Regions from separate parts of the Homo sapiens genome. Here region 1 is linked to region 2. Evidence: read pairs that join two places in POLR2A ChIA-PET (ENCODE). Cell type or tissue: K562. All regions are shown on one strand. Each heading gives the region's core, and the rest is flanking DNA. Links, peaks and the distances in the headings are about the cores only.

Region 1 (6,758 bases), core at 680-5,679, 88 kb before region 2:
CAAACTCCTGGGCTCAAGCTATCCTTTTGCCTCTGCATCTCTCAGTGTTGGGATTACAAGTGTGAGCCAATGCACCCCGCCCAAAGTTTTTACCTAACAAATAGGTCCTGTTCTGCAGAAGTCAGTGCCAGGGTCTTGGGTGGGGAATAATTTTTGATGCCAAACTGAAATAATTGGAAGCATCAGAATCTAGTCTTAAAGAGTTTATTCAAGCGAAGAGCTGGGAATAGCCAATCTGGGAGACAGACTCCAGAGAAATGAGGTGAGAGTTCCGAAGTTGAAAGTTAAGTTCTTGGTTATAAGCAGAAAACAGAGTCTAGTAGAATGGTAACATTTTCTACATAAGCCTGGTTTATGAGTTACAACAATTTAATTAGTTACAGTTTGTTTTCTTTTCCTTAAGGCTTGTTTTCTTTTCTTTACAGCTGGCTTGCATTTCCTTTCCAATTTAAAAGAGTATATTTAGCATTCCATCTTAAGACAATGTGATAGCTATGAAATCTTTGTGTGAGAAGGGTAAGCAGGAAGTTAATCTATAATGAAAATCAACAGTAAAGAGGCAAGGGGTCTTCTCTGGTGCCCTTTAGTCATTTGCAACATTTTACAAACAACATAGTTTAGGAAGATGGCTAATCTGGCTAGGCACTGGGGCGCGGTGGTTCACACCTGTAATCCCAGCACTTTGGGAGGCTGAGGTGGGCAGATCACAAGGTCAGGAGATCAAGACCATCCTGGCCAACATGGTAAAACCCCATCTCTACAAAAGTTAGCTGGATGTGGTGGTGTGCGCCTGTAGTCCCAGCTACTTGGGAGGCTGAGGCAGGAGAATCACTTGAATCCATGAGGCAGAGGTTGCAGTGAGCTGAGATTGCATCACTGCACTCCAGCCTGGTGACAGAGTGAGATTCCGTCTCAAAAACAAAACAAAAAGGCCGGGCCCGGTGGCTCATGCCTGTAATCCCAGCACTTTGGGAGGCCAAGGCGGGTGGATCACGAGGTTTGGAGATCCAGACCATCCTGGCTAACACGGTGAAACCCTGTCTCTACTAAAAATACAAAAAATTAGCTGGGCATGGTGGCAGGCGCCTGCAGTCCCAGCTACTCAGGAGGCTGAGGCAGGAGAATGGCGTGAACCTGGGAGGCGGAGCTTGCAGTGAGCTGAGATCGTGCTACTACACTCCAGCCTGGGTGACAAAGCGAGACTGTCTCAAAAAAAAAAAGGAAAAAAACTAAAAAAAACAAAAACAAAAACAAAAAAAGAAGATGGCTAATTTATAATCAGAGAAACAAAGGTTACAGCTGTCTAGGTTACAGCTGCCTATCACATGACTCAGTCCCCATAATCACATTCCTTTAAGGCTCAAAATAGAGTTTCAATGGCTTAGATTTTGAATTACTTATTTTTACATTTTGTATATAATGGATAGAGTGTAATCCTCATTTCTTTCCCATACCACAGTATGCATTTCACCCAAGATAACCACTGATACATTTTATATATATTTCCCTAACTTTTCCCAAGCATATGTCAATAGATCTTTATCTTATTTGTATGGGATGGCACTGTACATCCCATAAGATACCTTGGCATATGTATCTTAGATATTTTTCTTTGTACACACAGAGTCATTATTTATTTATTTATTTATTGAGATAGAGTCTTGCTCTGTTGCCCAGGCTGGAGTACAATGGCATGATCTTGGCCCAGTTATTATTATGATGTTAGGAAAAGTTTTTTACTGTAAGGCAAATTTCTAGAGGAAGAATTGTTGGGACAAAAGGTTAAAACATTTCTTATTTTCATAGATGTTGCCAAATTCCTCTCCAAAAAGGTTTCTGCCGATTTCAGTTTCTACCAACAGTGTATGATAAGAATTAAAATATATATATATTTTTTAGGCCAGGTGTAGTGGCTGAGCCTGTGATCCCAGCCTTTTGGGAAGCTAAACAGAAGGATTGAGGCCAGGAGTTTGCGACAAGCCTGTACAACAAAGTGAGACCCCATCTCTAAAAAAATATTTTAAAAATGAGCTTCTAGATAAGATTTAATGTTCTAATTGTTGTTGGCAACCATAGCTGAGACTTAGTAGTGATGATGATTGATTTCCTCATGAGCCTTTTGTTCTCTTTCCCTGGTACCTTTATTTACATCATTATCTCTAAGTACATCCCACCAAGCCTTCCAGATTTATTATAACAGTACATCCCAACAAGTCTTCCAGATTTATTACAAATACCACCTCTAGCCCAGTGGCTTTCAACTGGGGACAACTGGAAATATTTGAAGACCCCTTTGGTTGTCAGAACCAGAGGTAAAGGGTATTGCTGGCATCTAGTGGGTGGAGGCCAGGGATGTTGCTAAGCATCCCACAATGTGCAGGACAGCACCACAAGAAAGAATTATGCAGCTGAAAATGTCAAAAGTGCTAAGGTTGAGAAACCCTGCTACAATTTTTTTTTTAATAGAGATAGAACCTCGCTATGTTGCCCAGGCTAGTCTCAAGTTGATTTATCCTTTCTCTACACACTTGATGCTTACTGTCCCTTCTTCAGTTTTGGCACATAATAAATTGCTTTATATCATCGCTCACTCTCTGTGTCCGTTGAGATTCTTTTGTTGGAAGTGATAGGAATTTCAACTTGAATACATTTAAACAGTAAATTGAGCTTATTGGCTCGCATAACTGAGTTTCTGAGGTCATGCTGATTTCAAGTGAAGCTTGAGCCAATGACTCCAATGATGTCAGTGAGGACCCAGTTCTTTTTTTTTTCCTATTAGTTGTGGTCAGTTTCATCCTAAAGTCCTCCTTTTCCACCTACTTGTGCTATGAGTAAAGCAGATCAAGTTTCATATCCTTATATTTTACTGTCCAGAGCTTCATAGTAGCCACTAGTCACACGTGGCTCTTGAGAAATCTGTTTAGGTCTGATTTGAGATGTGCTGAAGGTATAAAATACACATGTCAGATTTCAAAGACTCACTATGAAAAAAAAGAATGTAAAATATTGATTTTTTTCTACTATTGACACACTGAAATGATAATATTTTGGTTATATTGGATTAAATAAAACATATTATTAAAATTAATTTCACCTTTTCCTTTTCCTTTTTAAGCTGCAGCCAATAGAAAATTGAAATCTCAATATGAAGCTCACATTATATTTCTATTGGATAGCACTAGTGTAAGAGAAGAACCTCTTCTGAAATCTTCCTCAAGAGAGAGGAGACTTTTCTTTCCCAAAGACCACAGTAAGCATCTCCTTACCTATCGTTGACTTTGGTTGGGTTTCTGCTTCAATTGTGAACCAATCATCATAGGGAAAATGTACGGGATAAGTTGATTGGCTGATGCTGGATACAGGCCCACCCCTGGAGGAGGAGTTGGATCAATATTGCCTAAAGTTTATGGCTGAGAAGATGAGGACTGAGAAGATGAGGGAGGGAGGGAGGGGGGTTTCACACAGGATTTTTTTTTTTGAGATGAGTCTCTATCTGTTGCCCAGGCTAGAGTGCAGTGGCACGATCTTGGCTCACTGCAACCTCCACCTCCCGGGTTCAAGTGATTCTCCTGCCTCAGCCTCCTGAGTAGCTGGGACTACAGGCTTGCGCCACCATGCCCGGCTAATTTTTGTATTTTTAGTAGAGACGGGGTTTCACCATGTTGGCCAGGCTGGTCTTGAACTCCCGACCTCAGGCGATCTGCCCACCTCCGCCTCCCAAAGTGCTAGGATTACAGGCGTGAGCCACTGCACTGGGCCCACACAGGATATTTTGGATTCTGTTTCAGAAGGTAGGGTAAGGGACGTTGACTCTCAGCTCTTAGCTTATGCTCTCAGTTGCAAGTAATTTATAAAAAAAAAATTTGTTATTACACAAATGACATATGCGGATTATTTATAACTTTAAGAGCTGTCCACTGTGCCCTTTAGGTTGACAGTTCTCCCTTGGGTAAGACTTAAAGCAGTTTTCATCTGGATTGTATACATCTTGAGTACCATGCCTCATTATTCTTTGTGTCACAGTCCATGTCTGACACTGTGCTTTGGCCCATGGTGCTAATGAACTGTAATGGTGATGACAGTGGCAATGGTGGGGATCTCCATGTACACAGTTACATTTCTAGAGATGGACGCACCTCCACTGGGAAGCATCCAAGCAATGCTCAGGGAGCTGTGCCCACCAGAGCAGCAGTGTGGATTCCTGGTATTTGGAGGGGAGGTAGACAATGGAAGGAGAAAGAGGGAGCAGATAAGAAAATACCATCATCCAAGATCGTCCTCAATTTGGGGTAAATGCTATACTGGAATTAAAGGATTCACGGCAGAGGATGGTCAGCCATGGGATGGAGATCTTGATGTTTAAGCTAAAGTGATGTTAGCAACCAGTTTGGACAGTGCAGAGGACAGACTGTAAGGTGGCCAAGGTGGTCCCCATGATCTTCATCTCCTGGTGTTCAGATCCTGTGTGATCCCTTTGCCTTGAGTGTGGGCAGGACCTGTGATTTGCTTCTAACCAGGTGACTATGGCAAAGATGATGGGTTATCACGTTACATAAGATTGTCGTGTGTGTCTTGCTGAGAGACTTTCTCCCTTGCAAGCTGCCATCTTGTGAGCTGCTCTGTGGACAGGGCCATGGGGCAAGGGAAACTGGGAGTGGCGTCCACTGACAGTGAGTAAGAAGCTACAGCTACAGCTTTCAAGGAACTGAATGTTGCCGGCAATCATGTGGGCTTAAAAGCAGATTCTTCCCCAGTCAGACCTTGGAATGAGATCCCACTGCCCTGGCTGGGACTTTGATTGCAGCTTTGCAGAGCACCTACCTAGGCTGTGCCTGGACTCCAGACTCACAGAAGCTATGAGATAATAAATGCAGGTCGTTTTATGCTGCTAAGTTTTGGCAGTATTGTTATATAGCAATAGATAATGAATACAGATAGATCTGGCTGGGAGTGGTGGCTCATGCCTGTAATCCCAGCACTTTGGGAGGCTGAGGTGGGAGAAGTGCTTGATCTCAGGAGTTCAAGACCAGCCGGGGCAACATAGCAAGACCCATCTCTTAAAAAAATTAAAAATTAGCCAGGCATGGTGGTGTGCACCTGTAGTCCCAGCTACTCAAGAGGCTGAGGTGGGAGGATGGCTTGAGCCTAGAAGCTCGAGGTTACAGTTAGCTATGATCATGCCACTGCACTCCAGCCTGGGAAACAGGATGAGGCCCTGTCTAAAAACAACGACAAACAGACAGACCTGAGTGATATGTCCATTTAATTTTCAGCAGGCATTCGGAGCAGCTTATAGGGTTGTTCTTGTTTTATTGACTAGTATCAGTGAATAGAGAGACACTTTAGTAGCTTAGAAAACACAAGACTCTCTCCATACATTATTTTATGATGGATAGACCCCAATTTCTGTCATTGATTGGCTGCCATAAATATTTCCAAAAAATGTTCAATCTTAATGATTTCTTGTTCCTTGAAGAATCTTAGTTACACAGAGTGAAAAACTGGTGGAGAATCTTAGGTGAATTACCCTTTTGTTAGTGCTAGAATTAGTTTTTACTTGGCAAAGGAAAGGGAGCTGGAAACTGTGCTCTTGAAGGCACAAAACCTGGATTTTCAAAGGCTGTTTTTTTAGACCCTGCTAATGGGGAACAGAGAGAAAACTGCCTTGGAAGGGCAATCATCTTCAAACCACACCACCCCTGAAGGAGAAATTTGATTCTAAAAATACACTACCAAGCACGCCAGTTGAAAGAGAAATGCCTAATGGTTGTGGAAAATCTTTATGCCCAGAGAAATTGGTCACATTAAGGTCCTGTCTTGCTTTTATCTGCTGTGAACACAATGTATGTTGATGCATCGACCCATTGTTCTCCCTTTTCAGGAGTTTCATCTTAGATAACAGCAAACTGTGGGAGTTCACAAAATCGATTCATTGCTGTTCTGTTATTTCCTGTTTAGCATGTGCTAGAATCTGCCCTACCATCTAAGGTTCACACATTTCTGCTTTTAAATTTTTAGAATTTATTTTGCCTTTTTTTTTTTGAGACAGGATCTCACCCTGTTGCCCAGGCTGGAGTGCAGTGGTGCGATCTCGGCTCACTGCAACCTCCCCCTCCAAGGTTCAAGCGATTCTCCTGCCTCAGCTCCCCGAGTAGCTGGGATTACAGACACCCACCAGCATGCCCGGCAAATTTTTGTATTTTTGGTAGAGATGGGGTTTCACCACGTTGGCCAGGCTGTTCTCGAACTCCTGACCTCAGGTGATTGACCTGCCTTGGCCTCCCAAAGTGCTGAGATCACAGGCATGAACCACCATGCCTGGCCTATTTAACTTTGTTTTTGTTTTACAGACAAGGTCTCGCTGTGTCACCCAGGCTGGAGTGCAGTGGCATGATCATAGCTCACTGCAGCCTTAAACTCCTGGGTTCATGCGCATGCGATCCTCCTGACTCAGCCTCATGAATACCTTAGACTACAGGTGTGTACCACTAGGCCTAGCTAATTAAAAAAATTTTTTTTTTTTTTTTGTAGAGATAGGGTCTTGCTGTGTTGCTCAAGGTGGTCTCAAACTCCCTGGCTCAAGTGATCCTCCCGCCTGGGCCCCCCAAAGCACTGGGATTACAGGTGTGAGCCACTGCAGCTGGTCCATGTTTTTATGCCATGAAATAATATATTCTTGAAGACCTCCATGATATAAGGTGCATGCCAAAGGAGTTTGATCCTTTTTCTTGCCTTTTGTCACAGAACAACTCTGGAGG
Region 2 (6,758 bases), core at 693-5,692:
TGTGGGTGGGTTGAAGTAGGAACGTTAATTCCAAAGGCAGTTTTCCAAATTTTTGAACTTGAGATTTGTAATATTATCTTGCCAGTTAGCCACCAGTTCTCTTCTCTTTTTTCTTTTCTTTTCTTACAGTCTCGCTGTCACCCAGGCTGCAGTGTAATGGCGCAATCTTGGCTCACTGCAACCTCCGCCTCCCAGGTTCAAGCGATTCTTGTGCCTCAGCCTCCCGAGTAGCTGGGACCACAGGTGTGCACCACCACACCTGACTAATTTTTGTATTTTTAATAGAGATGGGGCTTCACCATGTTGGCCATGCTGGTCTCAAACTCCTGGCCTCAAATGATCCACCCACCTTGGCCTCCCAAAGTGTTGGGATTACAGGCATGGGCCACTGCACCTGGCCAACTGCCAGTTTTCTAGTAATGGTTAGGTTGATATTTTAGATTCATTTTTAGAGTTTATTATCATTTTGCTGTTATCATAAGAGAAGTTCCATCATGTCAATAACTTGTATTAGGAAAGACATCTTCCATTCCCGGTATATCCAACTCTCATTCGTATAACTGAAGGCTGTGTGTATATCATCAACAATTCTTGCCCTTTTGCCCTTGGATTGCATTATATGCTGTGTGCTTTTTTTTTTTTTTTAAATTAGTAAAGCGTTTGCATTTCCTGACAGTGTGCCACTTGACAGCTGGTTTAAGTGCCTGGGAGAATAGTAATCAGTGGCAAATCAGCTTGTGTCTGAAATGTGGCTGTTGGCAGTCTACTTGAGGATAATTGAAAGTTTGCTGTATTCGTTTTATTGATGGGATTCTAGGTGAATGCCAAACTCCCGATTGGGACCCCAGATTACATGGCTCCTGAAGTGCTGACTGTGATGAACGGGGATGGAAAAGGCACCTACGGCCTGGACTGTGACTGGTGGTCAGTGGGCGTGATTGCCTATGAGATGATTTATGGGAGATCCCCCTTCGCAGAGGGAACCTCTGCCAGAACCTTCAATAACATTATGAATTTCCAGGTAAAGAGTCCTTAGAAGATTTCGAAGTCACATTGAGAAACGTTATTTAAAAATTGTGCGAATGAGGCTGGGCGTGGTGGCTCATGCCTGTAATCCCGGCACTTTGGGAGGCCGAGGTGGGTGGATCACGAGGTCAGGAGATCGAGACCATCCTGGCTAACATGGTGAAACCCCATCTCTACTAAAAAATACAAAAAAATTAGCCAGTTGTGGTGGTGGGCGCCTGTAGTCCCAGCTACTCTGGAGGCTGAGGCAGGAGAATGGCATGAACCCGGGAGGCGGAGCTTACAGTGAGCCAAGATCGCGCCGCTGTACTACAGCAGCCTGGGCAACGGAGTGAGACTCCGTCTAAAAAACAAAACAAAACAAAACAAAAAACCAAAAAATTGTGTGAATGAATGTTTCTAGAATGTTGTTTAAAAATTGTGTTCATGAATATTTTATACGTATTGTGTGAATGAATGTTTATAGAATGTTAGATGTTATTTAAAAATTGTGTGAATGAGTGTTTCAGCAGTGGTGGAAAATAATAATAGCAAATACTTATATGGCACTTAACTCTGTGCCAAAGGCTATTCTAAACATTTTATTAATTGTATTTCACGGAATCTCAGCTGCCAGTAATGATAAGACTACACCATTATTTTATGTACTGCTACGGAAGAAAAACTGTTGCCAATGAGTCTATGATATTTTTATTGATTATAGAATGCATCTTGATTTCAGTGCTGTTAACTGTGAATAACTGTGAGTCTTAGAATTGAGGAGATATAGTTTAGTCAGTTAGTTAATCTTCAAACAACCTTGTGAGGTAAGTATTATTATTTTCATTTATAGATGAGGAAACCAAAGCACTGAAGGTGAAGTAACTGGCCTGAAATAACACAGGCAGTCTGGCCCTGAAGTCCATGCTCTTGATTTTTCGATATACTCCTTCTTAGTACTAACTGTTGAATATGGTATTACAATTGAATGAGGAAATGAATTAGAAATACAATTACATATAGATATGTGTTTTACTGTATATATATATATATATATATATATATATATATACAGTAAAACTATTTTCTAATAACTGTGCTTTCTACTACATTAAGCCTATTTTTTTTTTTTTTTTTTTTTTGAGATGGAGTCTTGCTCTGTTACCCAGGCTGGAGTGCAGTGGCACAATATCGGCTCACTGCAACCCTGCCTCCTGGGTTCAAGCGATTTTCCTGCCTCAGCCTCCTGAGTAGCTGGGATCACGGGTGCCCACCACCATGCCTGGCTAATTTTTGTATTTTTAGTAGAGATGGGGTTTCACCATGTTGGCTAGGCTGGTCTTGAACTCTTGACCTTAGGTGATCCGCCTGCCTCGGCCTCCCAAAGTATTGGGATTACAGGCATGAGCCACTGTGCCTAGCCTGTGAAGCTCATTTCTTAAGGCTCTGATAAATGTATATGTTTTAGTTTCAACCAAAAGGAAAAGGAACGTATTTCCTAGATTTTTGTATCTCACCTAATTTTCATCTTTCTGGAATGCTTAATACATATTTTTATGTACATACATTATTTGTTATTCTTGAGCCTCCTCTTGAGTGAAAATTTCCCCTTAGATGACTCTTGGAGCTAATTTATTTCCTTCCCTTTAGCTCACTCACTCATTCAATCATTCAATAACGAGTGCGTTATCATACCAGGTACTGTTAGGTAGCAGGTTTACAGGGATGAGCAGAAGAAGCAGGCCCTCTCTGCCTTCTTTCTTTTTCATCACACTGAAATCACAGCGCATTGTGTGTGTGCAAAAGTAGAGTGCAGAGGGAACATGCAGAAAGGAGTTATAGGATAGAAAAGGTAGCCAAGGAAAGCAGCAAGAACAGCATGATTTGTTCAGGGATCTTTAAATAGCTCATCATTGTTGGACAGCAAAGGGAGAGATGGGGAATGTGGCAAGATGAGATGAGAAGGGGAGCCGGGGTCAAGCCATGGAGGACGCTGAACCCCTACAAAGGAACTAAGCCTATTGATGTGAACAGGCCACTTATTTTGGGAACACGCCTTTGGTCCAAAGGGAAGAGGGCACGAAACTTCCTTCTCTAAAAAACAAAAAAAAAGAAACTTGCATATATGAGAAATACTTTCTTCACTTTGCAGCATGAGAAACGGAATCCCTACTAAGGAAATAATTCTCTTATTTTTTTTGGAACAGCGGTTTTTGAAATTTCCAGATGACCCCAAAGTGAGCAGTGACTTTCTTGATCTGATTCAAAGCTTGTTGTGCGGCCAGAAAGAGAGACTGAAGTTTGAAGGTCTTTGCTGCCATCCTTTCTTCTCTAAAATTGACTGGAACAACATTCGTAACTGTAAGTAGGGCTGTTTTCCTTAATTTGGGATGTTGGGATTATGAAACACTCAAGAGAGATCTGAGATTGTTCTGGCCCAAAGAAGCTTCTGTAAATTACATAAATAAAGGCTTTAATTATCTACAGGAGTAGTAAAGGCTAATGATGTAGCTGTCTTTGAGTAATAATTCTGCCTTAAAATTGTTTGTGTAGAACTGGGTCATTTATCAAACTCTGTGTTTATGTGGCCTTTAGAATATTATCCCTCAGTAAGTTAGAGGCACAGATTAATGGAGTTTGAAGGTTGTCACTTGGTTTGACACAGTTTCTTCCAAAAAAGTGGATCTAGGTATTTCATTCACATATCAGGAAAAAGACTCAGATTAGGCAACATGCCCAGGTTGTTCTGCTAATGGCTGAGTTTAAACAAAAACCATAAACACCTCCCTGTGTTTATTCATTTGTTTCCCTCGATAATATTTGTCTTTGCTCACAAGCATGTAAAACCTATAATGTATATGCACAGTAGATTCATTCATACATCACTTTTTATAATCAGTTAGTGCAAACTGAATGAATTCATTAAAAACAAAGACCTGGTTTATTATCAACAGAAACCACACAATGCTCTTTTTTCTTTTACCAGTTGGTGATCTTTTAAAAATCCTTTTAATTCTTGGATGTGTTGTTGATTGAATGTGTTCTACTGAATGATCAGCACGGATTAGAGCCAGTAGGAAAGCAGTTATCCTGTTTGAGTATGTGTTTTGTTTTTGGTGATGGAGGGAGGTTGGGAAATGGAATCTGTTTCTAGGTGTCAAAACCAGGCTTCTGATTGGAGATGTGTTATAATTATAATTGCTTGCACCTTCAGCTAGGACATAGTATGGTAAAAAATCAGTATTGTCCAGTTGTAAACCATTTTGATGGTTTCTCTAACCTTCTGCTGAAATATTTAAGTAGGTCGCATTTCCATAAATCTTTCTTGGCAAATGTTTTTATTATTCGGGTGGCCACATTGCTTTATTTTTCTAAATAAATAGACATCTCCCCCCAAATCTCCAAGGTTCAGACCTTCTAATCAGTAATATATTTTCAGGGCATTCTTCCTTTTATGCTTTTAGAAAGATGTAATAGACTTTCTTTTAGATGCTGTTCAAGTACTTAATCTTTTCTTGTCTTGCCTTTTTATCTCTGTAATCTTCTTGAATAAGCAGTTAATTTTTTTTATTCATGAACCTGCTGATCATGTCTAAGAATGTATCTCCACTTAAGTAAGTCAGTGAATGGTGATTACCTGAGTAGAGTTAAAGTAGTCCCCCACCCTCCTATCTGTGGCACATATGTTCCAAGTCTCCCAGTGGATGTGTGAAACTGATGATAGTACTGAAACCCATCTACCTTTTTTCCTGTGCATACATACCTATGTTATATAAAGCTTAACTTATAAATTAGGCATAATATATTTGACTCCCAGCTCCCAGTGTAGTGGCTCTGAAGACTCACAAAATGTATTTGCTTTAAAAAATTCTTTTTTTTTTTTTTGAGACGGAGTTTTGCTCTTGTTGCCCAGGCTGGAGTGCAGTGGTGCGACCTCAGCTCACTGCAACCTCCGCCTCTTGGGTTCAAGCGATTCTCCTGCCTCAGCCTCCCAAGTAGCTGGGATTATAGGCATGCACCACCACACCCAGCTAATTTTCTATTTTTCGTAGAAACAGGGTTTTTCCATGTTGGTCAGGCTGATCTTGAACTCCTGACCTCAGGTGATCTGCCTGCCTCGGCCTTCCAAAGTGCTGGGATTACAGGTGTGAGCCACCACGCCTGGCCAAAAAATTCTTTTAATTTAAGTAAATCTTTATTTATTTACTTTTGAGACAGAGTCTCACTCTGTGGGCCAGGCAGGAATGCAGTGGTGTGATCACGGCTCACTGCAGCCTCGACCTCCCATGCTCAAGCAGTCCTCCCACCTCAGCCTCCTAAGTAGCTAGGACTACAGGTGTGTGCCATCACACTCTGCTAATTTTTTTGTATTTGTAGAGACGCGGTTTCACCAGGTTGCCCAGGCTGGTCTTGAACTCCTGAGCTCAAGTGATCCTCCTGCTTTGGCCTCCCAAAATACTGGGATTACAGGCGTGAGCCATTGCACCCAGCCCTAATTTTAATAAATCTTTTATTTTGGAATAGTATTAGATTTATAGAAAAGTTGCAAAGATAGTATGGAAGAGTTCCCACATACCCTTCACCCAGTTTTCCCCAACGTTAACTCTTTTTTATATTTATTTATTTATTTTTTGAGACACAGTCTTCCCGTCGCCCAGGCTGGAGTGTGGTGGCACGATCTCGGCTCACTGCAACCTCCGCCTCCTGGGTTCAAGTGATTCTTCTGCCTCAGCCTCCGAGTAGCTGGGACCACAGGTGTGCGCCACCATGCCCGGCTACTTTTTGTATTTTCAGTAGAGACAGGGTTTCACCATGTTGGTCAGGCTGATCTCAAGCTCCTGACCTCAGGTGATCTGCCTACCTTAGCCTCCCAAAGTGCTGGGATTACAGACATGAGCCACCGCACCCAGCCCCCAGTGTTAACTCTTACATAACAGTGTCACTGTCTAAGTGTTTGAAAAACTATTTGTCAAAACTAATATTGGTACATTATTGTTAACTACACTTCAGACTTTTTTTGGATTTTACCAATTCTCCCACTCATGTCCCTTTTCTGTTTCAGGAATCAATCCGTGGTACCATATTGCAGTTAGGGTGTTTATATTTGATGGGACTGGTCCTAGTTTAGATACTTAGTGTAGCTCAGCCAGCAGGTGGGATCTTCATGCCCACCGAGGATTGGTATTGTGTTTTCCTGGTGGTTTTATGGCATTTCCGACTATGCAGAGAGGCATGGTATTAACTTCAGTGTCTCCTAGCAAATTTTCCTGTTTTTCACCAACCTCTGATCCCTGCATTATTTGCAATCAACTCAGAGATTTGTGATTGAAAACATTGCTTGACTCCATGCTCTTTAAGCTATTTTCTAACTAGGTAACTGTAACATAAATTATGCTTTTATCTAGCACTGTTTTTCATAAACACATGTTGAGTGATTTTCATCAACCGAAATACTTCGAATCATTAAGTTTCCCAAGTTCATGGATGCTGCTTAAATGCCTGGTGGTTCCAGGCTGTCGAATATTTCTGCCTTCTGCAATAAGAGATTGTCCCTTGTTAAAAGCAACATTAGCCTTTGTGCGGTTTCACCCCCAATTCTTCTTTTTCTTGTTGTAACCAATGAAAGGAAGTACTGCTTAACACAGCAGGTAATAATCTTCTAAAACTCATTATCTCAAGAGGTGGTCCTGGCAGGATATATAAATGCAATTTAAGAAAGGTCTTGGCAAATTTATGAATGACAGAACTGGGAG

The links. Peaks named below come from ENCODE experiments on the same cell type or tissue, not always from the same donor. Only the 100,000 strongest peaks of a DNase experiment are listed, where the experiment ranks them.
Region 1: POLR2A ChIA-PET joins it to region 2 with 5 read pairs; 2 of 35 experiments call an interaction of 5 or more read pairs at or near these places.

What each region holds. Positions count from the first base shown.
Region 1 is chr12:119,907,386-119,914,143 of GRCh38, reverse strand. No RefSeq gene overlaps it. Among named protein-coding and RNA genes, the nearest start is that of CIT, 33 kb to the right of the region's middle. In K562, for the core only: no CTCF peak of the experiment used is centred there; a DNase peak (open chromatin) is centred at 3,343; H3K27me3 peaks cover 456 bases.
Region 2 is chr12:119,819,428-119,826,185 of GRCh38, reverse strand. It overlaps CIT (citron rho-interacting serine/threonine kinase), which reads left to right. Exons shown (of 48, transcript NM_001206999.2): 8 at 818-1,021; 9 at 3,213-3,366. Among named protein-coding and RNA genes, the nearest start is that of CIT, 55 kb to the left of the region's middle. In K562, for the core only: no CTCF peak of the experiment used is centred there; no DNase peak of the experiment used is centred there.